Regions from separate parts of the Mus musculus genome. Here region 1 is linked to region 2. A link is a loop called in an ENCODE intact Hi-C map of the cell type or tissue named here. Cell type or tissue: left cerebral cortex. All regions are shown on one strand. Links, peaks and the distances in the headings refer to the core of each region. The heading gives the core; the rest is flanking DNA. Region 1 holds the start of Gm41188 (a long non-coding RNA gene). Region 2 overlaps Ebf2 (early B cell factor 2).

Region 1 (5,382 bases), core at 327-5,326, 580 kb before region 2:
TTCCCTTTGTAAGAGTTGCCATGGTCATGGTATCTCTTCACAGAAATAAACTCCTAACTAGGAAAGGGGTCACCACGGATGAAGGAAGTGTCTCAGAGTTAGGAAGGTTGAGAACTGTTGCTGTAGACAACGCGCACACAGTTTTGTGGTAGTTACAGAAAATTGGTTCTTAACAATATCAAGTTAACAATACCTCTGACCAAAAACTAGGTACACAGAAATGCTTCCACAGAGGAAAAGTGTAGAGAGCACAGACAGACATGGCAACTGTCAGGGGCGCTAGGGTTATAAGTGTGGGAATTGGGGGCTCACCAACTGTCCTGGCGCTGGAGTTACAGGTGCATGCTACCGTGGTCAGCTTTCAGGTGCCTTCTAGAGACCTGAACTTGGGTCGTCTCACTTTAACCACTGAGCCATCTTCCCAGCCCCAGTTTTGGTTTTTAGGCAGAACTGGAATAAACCTGGCAGGGGAGCTGCACCTCTGAACACATGACCTGGACAGTATACACAAACTTCATGCAAGCTCAAGCAGACTAAATCCCATCATGGAGAAGTGAGGTATGCACAACCCCTAGAAGAGAAGACGCTGGCAGTCAGTAGCTGCCGGAAATGGAGAGTCAGTTTTCTTGAAGCATATACCCTAATTGGGTTGATCAAACTCTAATGGAAGGCACACATCCAGGAATATATGTGCAGGGCAAACCGGATTGATGGGTGGGGAAGGGGGAAAAAAAAAGAGGACACAAAATAAAAGATGGTAGATGGTGTGTGTGTGTGTGTGTGTGTGTGAATATAAACACATTACGAGACGTTCTAAAAGAACTAATAAAAGGTAAGGATTTAAAGGGGTGTGGACATTTTGGGGAAAAAAAAGGCAGTAATCAGAGTGGCTGAGATGGCTCAGTAGGTAAACGTGCTTGTTACCAAAGCCTGAGTTCCATCCTCAGAGCCAGTGTGGAGGAGAGAACAGACTCCAGCAAGCTGTCTCTGACCTCCCGTGCTGGCACAGGGGTATGCATGCCCCCGCCCCCACCAAGCAAGTCACGTAATAAAGCGGTGTGTGTGTGTGTGTGTGTGTTTCTTTTTTAATCAATTAAGGAAAAAACTACACACTAGTGCTAACCTCTGTATTATTCACCGCAGCAGAGGAGAGGGAGCAACTCAAATGTCCGTCAACAGATGAGTAGACACACAGAATATGGTCTTCCTGTCCAGGGGCATATTCTGCAAATGTAATAAGGAAAAAACATATCATCTCATGGTAAAACATTGATGGGTCTCAAGAACGTTTTGTTAAGCCACGTGCATGGTTCTGGTGCCACTGAGAGCTTCCTGTCCCCGGGTAGGTGGGCCTTCTGTCTCATTTCAACTTGCTTACAAAAAATGGAACTCCAGCCAGTCAGTGATGGCACACGCCTTTAATCCCAGCACTTGGGAGGCAGAGACAGGAGGATTTCTGAGTTTGAGGCCAGCCTGGTCTACAGAGTAAGTTCCAGGACAGCCAGGGCTACACAGAGAAACCCTGTCTCAAAAAAAAAAAAAAAAAAAAAAAAAAAAAAAAAAAAATGGAACTCAGCAGCTAAGTGTGTCAACTGTTCACAAAAGGGTTAAATCACCTTGCTTCCAAGGTCACATGGAGTGAGAGGAAGAGGGACAGAGGGACTGAAGATTGCCCAGAATGGCCTGCCACAGGCAGCATCTTTTTGTACCAAAAATACAGGGTAGATCGGAGTCATTTCTGGTTTTGACTTGTTTGCTCTCAGAGATTTTTCTGAGACCAGCACATACTGTCCTGGAGCCCTGACCCCTTGCCTCTAATTGCCTGGACTCCTCCAGGTGACCAGCTGCCTGGACGGCTCAGCAGATATCCCGAGGCTGCAGTAACTGGCTTCTGGCTGCACTTCCCAGACCTTACTGCCCCTGGCTGTTCGGATCTGCTGCCCTGATGATCTTTCCAGTTTGTTCTCTCTGTCATTCCCACCATTTCTTTAATTTCTCAGCTGCTTCATGCCCTCGGTTTTGTTTTGTTTTTCAAAGCTTGACAGGAAATAGCATTATATTTAGCAATACACCTTGGGTTTCCTCAGAGCAGTGGTTCTCAACCTGTGGTTGGTGACCCCTTAGCAAACCTCTAACTCCAAAATAAAAAAAAATTTTTTTTGCTTTCTTTATTTTTTATTTTTATTTATTTAATATTTTTTATTTATTTACTTATTTATTTTGACTTTTCGAGACAGGGTTTCTCTGTATAGCTCTGGCTGTCCTGGCGCTCACTCTGTAGACTAGGCTGGCTCAAACTCAGAAATCTGCCTGCCTCTGCCTCCCAAGTGCTGGGATTAAAGGCATGTGCCACCACTGCCCAGCTCCAAAAATATTTATATGATGATTTATAGCAGTAGCAAAGTTACAGTTATGAAGTAGCAATGAAAATAATCTTATGGTTGTGGGTCGCCACAATATGACAACTGTATTAAAGAGTTGCATTCGGAGTGTTGAGAACTGTTGCCTTAGAACATAGTACTAGGAGCTGTTGGCATCTGCGTTCTGTCACTAACACAAGTTTGATAGAAAACCCTGTACACGAAGGCAGGTCCAATAAGCCCTTCTTGTTCTCCCTGGTCATAAAGAGGATGACAGGGAAGATCTGATCCACACAGCCTCCCTATCTGAGTCCATTTACCCACTCCCTTCCCAACAACCCTTCTACATTCACTGCAACAGATTAGATCCGCTGTTGGATAACTGCGATTCATAATTCCAACAGCAGGTGGCACTAGCACCATATCTATCTAGTCTACATTGCGCTTGCCCCCCCCCCTTTTTTTTTAAATAATGACTCCTCCAAATAACATTTCTTTTCCAAGAATAGCAACATTGCCTCCTTGATCTGCTCATTTTTGCCATTCCTCCATAACACAGTACACTAATCCTTCATAATTCCACAAGCTATTTTCAGTAATATATAGTGAATTATTGGTATTCAAAAACCACGGGCACAAATTGCTATGGACTGATTTCCTGAAATTTACAGATCTGTTTTGAAGCTTGGCCCTCTTCCTGTAACATGATCCTTAAATTTGATGGTCTTTTTCTACTCTGTGCCAGGGAGACAAGCATATTCCACATCTGTGGTCTTCTGTAACCCTTAGATAGGTCATGCCATGTCCTTCTTGGATACTACAGGACATATGTTTAGTAGAAAGCTCATAATGCTGAGTGAGATCACCCTCCTGTTGCTTGATGGACAGGTTCCTGGGTCATTTAGCAATGATGGTATATATTTTCAAGTTAGATTTTTTTTCATGCTTTCACAAGTATCGTCCTGTGTTTCATTTCCTATGCTCTTGCCTCTGCAACTAGCGACGGCCCCTTCTCCACCCTGCCGTGGAAGCTACAGGTGACCTCTGACAATGAAGGTCCCTCTTACTCTGGGGCTGAGCACCCACTCATCAGATGCTCACTGAGAGTCAATGCTAGGAAAACTCTGCAAAATTTATTGTGCAACTACTATGGCCTCACTTGTGAAGAGACTTCTGTGGTTTGTACCAAAAAGACAATGCCGACAGAGATCACAATAGCACCTCTGCGGGGGGGGGGGGGGGGGGGCAGGGCTGTCAGCTCACTCTGCGTGGGGAGGTGAAGGCTGAAGGCTGAGGCCCTGTAAATGCTTTAGATGGCAGTCATGGCATCCACTTTACTGGAAGAGTTCAAAATGTCACCTCACATTACTGCAAGGCTCCTTCCTCTCAGGGAAGTCCCCATTGACAAGCAAAAGACAGCCCTCTGGCTCCGTCTGTTTAGACTCTTCTGGAACAAATCGAGTAATAGCCTTTGGCCGTCAGATTCTCTCAGCACTTGTTTGTGAACATTTTGGGGGAAGAGGAACCGAATTTGCAGAAATTGAAAGATCATGCATTTCAACGTAGTAGTAGATTTTATGAAGGGGCTGGTGCGTGAGCATGCACACCTCTGTGTGTGTGTGTGTGTGTGTGTGTGTGTGTGTGTGTGTGTGTGTGTGTGTATCTGTGTGTGTGTGTGTGTGTATCTGTGTGTGTATCTGTGTATGTGCATGCATGCTTGTTGGTACCCATGGGAGGGAGTGTGTTCAAATGTTTTTGTCTGGTTTTGCTCATGGAACAAATTACTACAGACTTAGTATTTTATAAGGAAAAGAAGCTTATTGTTCATGGCTCTGTCAAGAAGTCCAAGTGTACAAGGTCAGTCCCTGGCAAGGAAAGCCATGGCATGTCGTGAGGCGAAGGGAAGAAATCCAGCAAAGACCCAAAGAGAGTTAAACTCTTATCATTTCAAGAAAGTGAACATATTTGAACATCCAATAATATTGAAGCAGTCTTAAATGCAGAGCTTCCGTGAGCTGACCACCTCAATGCTGTAACCATGGCCATTAAATTTTCACTTGCATTTGGAAGGGACTGCCAAGCCATGACTTTCATGTGGTTTTGCTTCCTTCAAAAATGTTGACTCGGTCACGTCTGTCATCAGCAAGTAAGGGCAACCTGCGCTAGCCTCATTCATGCAATTCCTGTCTCTGCCTTTTCATTAGATATAGCTTCTTGGAAGCTGCTCTAGCTTCAGGGGGTCCCCTTACCCCAATCCCTTTCTCTCTCAGCTTTTATTTGGGAGGTGACTGAGACAGGGTCTCTTAGATATAGCCTGGCCTCAAATTTACCGTATACCCAAGGATCTTTTAAAAATTTTTTTGGTTTTTTGAGACAGGGTTTCCCTGTATAGCCCTGGCTGACATGGAACTCACTCTGTAGACAAGGCTGGCCTCGAACTCAGAAATTCACCTGCCTCTGCCCACCAAGTGCTAGGATTAAAGGCATGCGCCACCACTGCCCAGCTTTAAAATTTATTTAATTAACTTTTTTCGTTAGTTGTCCAAGATAGGTTTTCTCTGGGTAGCTCCGGCTACCCACACCTTAGACCAGGCTGGTCTGAACTCAGAGAGTATCCTGTCTTTGCCTCCCCAGTCCTGATATTAAAAGTGTGTACCACCCCTCACCTGGCTCTACCTAAGGATCTTTTAATGCTTTTCTAATGTAACCATAGCTGATTTCAAACTTATGATCCTCCTGCCTCAATATCCCAGTTACTGGAATTACAGATATGTACTGTCATCGATTATTAATACGTGGCCATGATAGCCATTTTGTTGTTTGTTTGTTTGTTTGTTTGTTTGTTTTGGTCACAATGACAGTGTGCCTGAAAGAAATCATTTCAAGGGAGGAAAGATGTATTCTAGTTCACAGTTCCCCGTCCAGCTGGATCCTTTGCTCCTAGCCTGTGGGGTGGCAGATTATTATGGTATAGAACAAACAAGCTCACTCGTGGCTGAGAGTAAATAGAGACAGACAGATA
Region 2 (5,382 bases), core at 311-5,310:
ATGACGGTTAAATTTTTTCCATTATTTAACATCTGGTTTGGGCTTGTCTCTAGGGCTATCTTGTATGGGGTATGTGGGAGGTCAGACATGACTTTCTGTGTCATGGCGGTGAGGGGGTGTTGATCAAAATTCTCCAGAAGGACCACGCAAAGAAATCAGTTCATTGCTGTGCACAGGATGGACCGCTTATAACCTGCCCCAGCTTTCAGGAGTGCAGGGGATGTCTGCTTGGGCTCACTTGGGTGGGCTTAGGAGGGAGGCAGGCTTTTGTTTAAGTCGAGACTGAAAGCAAGCATTTTTGTTCTGGGTGGAGAAATGCATCCCTTATAGTCACCAGCCATGAGCACTCACAAACCCTCAGAGCTGCTTCCGAGGATCTACTATGGTCTTGCCTTGCTCGCTGGAGCCTCTTTCCAAACAAGACGCCCACAGCTACCCCACACCATATCTGCTCCCCAACACACACACCTGCCAGAGGTCATTTACATTTTTCCCCATGTCAAAGCCAGGTTGAGTGCATCTTCTCATTTGCTCCTTGGTTTTTGAAGTTTTGCCTTTTCAACAACTGGGCTCCAGAAAATGTGTTCTGCGTGCCCCGTGCGCACTTCCCTCTCCTCCCCCACTCCTGTTCCAAAATAAGATCTGGTGAAAGCATTAATGTTCACCGAGCCATTACTACGGGGACGGTGTGGTAGGTGGAAAAGTGTGAAAGAGATAAATGTTTACATAAAATCCAGTTGATTTAGGGAAACACTCTGCCTGGTGAAAGGCTTTATTCATTTTAAATTAGAACCCTAAACAGTTCTTCGGACGGAAAACACCCAATTTTGATTCTCTTGCTTGTCTGAGGGCTGTTTGTAACCTATATAGCAGACCCCTGCATACCAAGGATGTAGCATTTGGCTCACAAAGGGGGAGAAAGAAGCAGTGGAAGAGAGGAGTGGGGGGATGGGGAAATGTTACATTATTAAATATATAACTGCTAAATGGATAACACTGGAAGTGCTGCTGTGGATGTTTTTATATGTGAATTTAAAAATTAATTAAAAGAAATTCTAAGGCTTACAAACATGGTCAAATCTTCTCTCAATATTTTACTGATGACTTCTGTCATACATAAACACACATACACATGCGTGCGCGCGCACATACCACATGTATACACACAGAGATGCACACACACACATACCACATTCTCTCTCTCACTCTCTCTCTCTCTCTCTCTCTCTCTCACACACACACACACATAGACCACATGTGCACACATACAGATACACACACATGCACACACACACCCTTTTCCCAATCGCTTGGTGCAAAACTCTTCATGATCCATATCATTCATTAGCCACAGAGTAACTTGCAAGGAACAGATTCTCTCAGAATCCCCTGAGTCTTGATCCCTCCAAAACCAGAGGTGCCTGGAGAATGTCAGCCCTCTCTATTCAGAAACAGAACCCCCCCCCACAAATTCCAAGATTCAGACCAAATGTGCTGATTCTCCTCAGAATGGGAGTGGTTTCCACTTTTTCTAAACAACAGTGACTTCATGAATATTATAAGCACTTAGCATGCTGCAGTTTGCCAGCCTTCTGACTACATTCCTAACTAGTGAACCCAAACAACAGCAAGGGTAGCCTTGCTTTTGCAGAAAGAGGTTAGGAGATGTGGGGTCAATGAGTGGACTCCAGAGCCTGGCATTCCAGCCGGATTCCTAGATCACTGGGGCAGTGCCCTGTCCCAGAAGGCTTTGCTCCACTCTAACAAATACGTGCTAGAATTGAGCTAGCCTTGACCTTGTGACTAGACCCCTCCCGCCTTTCCTGGGCCTTAGTTTCTCTGACTGTTTAAGGAAATGTTTAACTGGATTAATCTGGTGTTCATTGCAATATCCATGTTCTATGATAGGGAAAATTAAATAAAGGGCAGAAGTGAGAGCCTTCCAGAAAGAGCCGCTTTGAGGTAAGAAAATACTGATAACAAAAGAAAAGAAATAAAACAGTCATTAAAGTCCACTGTGATGTAGAGAAATTTAAAATCCATGAGTTGTCCGTGTCTGGAATTTTCCATTTCATATTTTTGGGGCCACAACTGATCATGGGTAATTGATACCCAAAAAAAGTGAGGCCATAGAGAAAGAGATACTATATTGTACTTGGTATACAGGGCATCATTTTAAGTCTCAAAACAATTCTCTCCGAGAAGAATCATCTCATGAGTCACAGAAAGGAAGGCCCCAGGTATTTGAGGAAACTATCAGGGATCAGTGTGGACATAAAATTGGAACCTGGTTCTCTCTGGCAACCAGCGCCATCTGGTGCTCTCTGTTCCTTACACAGTGGTGATGGCTCCATCATCACCAGCAAATACTTTAAAAAAAAAATTTCAAAGGGTCAGCATCATAATAGGTAAATTACATCTCAATAAAGCAAATTTTCTCTCTCTAGAAGGCCATCTACTTAAGGGGGGGAGGAGAATAAATAAATGAACAGGGTAATGAGGAAGGAGGAATCTGGTACCCTCCCATGAAGGTACACTATACCCAAGAAGAAAACATTAGGCCAAAGATGGTCACCAAGGAAAACACCCTTGACTTTGAAAACCTCTGCTGGTTCTGTTTCTTGTCTCGTTGATTAAGTGTGTTCTGGATGCCACCAAAGGTCACACACAGCAGCAAAGGTCTTGACCTTGTGAAGCACACAACCAAACTACTCAGAATGTGCTTTTACTCCAGGGTCTCAAATGATTCTAGAAACATCTAGACATGAGTCCAAATAAGATCAAAGCTTATTACATGGTATTCAAGGAAATATGCCTTCTCCTTCCCAATCTCTGGGATATTGGGATATTCTGCATTGTTTAAGAACACGATGACATTCTCAGATGGCTTAAACTTGCCTTGACCCATCTTGAATAGAAATTGAATTTCAAACTATTGTACAACAGAGGTCAAAGCTAATGCCTAATGGTTGAGGCAGATGCACCACAAAATCACAGGGAAGACAACTATTGGGCATCCTTTTCAGACTCCAGGACTCTGAGCTCATATTTGAGGATCCCAGGCACTGTCCTGCCTCTCGGGGTTTATGGAAGAGACTGTTCAGTGTACCTCCAATTTTAAAATCTAAGATCTAATTCTTTCTTTAAATTTTCTAATACCAAGCCTTGTCAGTCACCCATCACAGAAGACTCAGGAAAAACCATGTACAGCTGTGCACACCAAGGAGATGCACATGAGTAACAGCTGTCATCACACAGAACTATGCCTCATGTAAAATAACTCCCTTTGAAGCTTCATTCCTGACTCCCTTCAAACAGGAAAGTCTAACTTTGTATGTTCTCAGATTCTGTCATGACATAACCATGTCTCATATGCTATAGACAAGATAATGCCACACGTGCTCAAAAGGCCAAGCGCAATGATGCTATACCTACTGCATAGCCACAAAAGCAGGCAGAGTCTCTAAGCTGAGCCAAATGTCTGGCTACTGTATTCTCATAGATCATGTGGATATATAAAGGGATGTGCCCATGGATTTGTGAGGAAGATACCTTTTTTATCTGGATTAGCTATCAAAACCTTTTAAAAGTCCACTAAATTAAAATTCAGTTGTTTTTCATTGTTCATGTGTGATCCAAGAAAGACAATAGCCCCTTTCCTTTAATGCATTTCAGCTACTAAATGTATGGATGGCCACACCAGATGGCAGAGTGCCAAGGAAAAGGGATGGACGGGTCCTCTCTTCTCCGAGAACTTTTCCATATAGTCTCCTCTTTCAGGAGATCTAGCAATCGAGTCTCTAGTTTCAAGGTGAGAAGCTGTGCTGGATGGACACATGGACCCCGTTGTTAGTGCTGAGAAAGCCTTCGTGGGGTTGGCTTACCCTTGTGACTAGCGAAAAACACCAGAGTGCTCTCCCTAATCTTGATCTTTAGTGTCTTTTCTGAGCCTTCCAGCATTTAAAAGAAGGCTATATCTTGGGCTGGAGAGATGGCTCAGCGATTAAGAGCACTGACTGCTCTTCCTGAGGTCCTGAGTTCAATTCCCAGCGACCACATGGTGGCTCACAACCATCTGTAATGGGGATCTAATGCCCCCTTCTGGTGTGTCTGAAGACAGCAACAATGTACTCACATACATGAAATAAATACATTTTTTTAAAAAAATAAAGGCTATGTCTTTAATCAATCATCAACCATTCAATTAATCAATCAATCAATAAGTAAATGCCTCCAAAAGACTCCAAATTTAAGACACATAAGGCCCAGCCTTGGCCTGAAGAGAAAGTAACCTTGAGAAGTCTGATCCCTAAGGAGTCCACCCAGGGCCCTGGAGCTTTAAGGACCCAGTGAGAACTCTTGACAGCTGGCAAGAGAGACTGAATAGCCAAGCTCCCAATGGTCTCTTGTTACCTCCAGAAACAAGCTGCGGGTATAGCATGGGAGAGGTTGGTATTTGAGGTTTTCCTAAGCAAGGCCGAAGCAGCTAGCAAGAAGGCCCAACAAGACTCATGGGCAGGGTGGATAGAAAGTTCTGACTGACTGGCTTGAATGGCCATCTGATAATTTCCTTATCGGTGGATGGCGAAATGGTTAGGGACAATGATAAGGAGGGATGGTTGCAGACATTTTTTTGTAAGCTGATATTCTATCGTCTCCATTTAATTTAAAAAGAAAAGACATTTAAACTATAACCATGATATATGAGCAGAGAGAACTATCTCTGTTCGTCTCAGACCTTTTATTTGTTTTGTTTTTTGTTCTTTTGCTTTTTTGGGGTTTGTTTGTTTGTTTGTTTTTCGAGACAAGGTTTCTCTGTGTAGCCCTGGCTGTCCTGGAACTCACTCTGTAGACCAGGCTGACCTCGAACTCAGAAATCTGCCTGACTCTGCCTCCTAAGTACTGCGATTAAAGGCGTGCACCACCACTGCCCGGCATTCTCAGACTTTCTTAAAGAAGAAAACATATTATCGCTAACACGAATTTACCTGGATTATTTCAGTAAAAGGCAACTGGGATTTGAAAATTTTTAAAATTTGAGACAAGGTTTCACTATGTAGTTCTGGATAGCCTGGAATGTATTATGTATATCAGGCTGGTCTTGAATTCACAGAGATCCATCTGCCTGAGTTTCCGACGTGCTGATTAAAGGTGTGTGCCCTCACACTGGGGCAACAGAAATATTTTTAAGCAACAATTTTTCTTGCTTCCAACTACCGTTAATCTCCCTAGGCCCTCTTGACTCAAAGTCTATGCTGACAGTAATAATAATGGCCTGTCACATCACTTGCCGTGTGTGGTTTCATTACATCCTTGTGACTTGGAACAGGCACCTTAATGTCCTGGTTCTATGGAAAAACTCAAAACTTCTCTAAACTTACC

Evidence for each region. Hi-C counts contacts between places; a loop is a spot of excess contacts. Peaks named below come from ENCODE experiments on the same cell type or tissue, not always from the same donor. Only the 100,000 strongest peaks of a DNase experiment are listed, where the experiment ranks them.
Region 1: it touches region 2 in a loop (5-fold over the local background); 3 of 42 quality-filtered maps call a loop at or near these places.

What each region holds. Positions count from the first base shown.
Region 1 is chr14:67,943,992-67,949,373 of GRCm38, reverse strand. Gm41188 (a long non-coding RNA gene) reads right to left here and starts at 1,214. Exons shown (of 3, transcript XR_874750.3): 1 at 1,124-1,214. In left cerebral cortex, for the core only: a CTCF peak has its summit at 2,747 (motif pointing right); a DNase peak (open chromatin) is centred at 2,752.
Region 2 is chr14:67,364,970-67,370,351 of GRCm38, reverse strand. All of the region lies in intron 6 of Ebf2 (early B cell factor 2), which reads right to left. All of the region lies in intron 3 of 4930438E09Rik (RIKEN cDNA 4930438E09 gene), which reads left to right. Among named protein-coding and RNA genes, the nearest start is that of 4930438E09Rik, 30 kb to the left of the region's middle. In left cerebral cortex, for the core only: a CTCF peak has its summit at 2,316 (motif pointing left); a DNase peak (open chromatin) is centred at 2,288.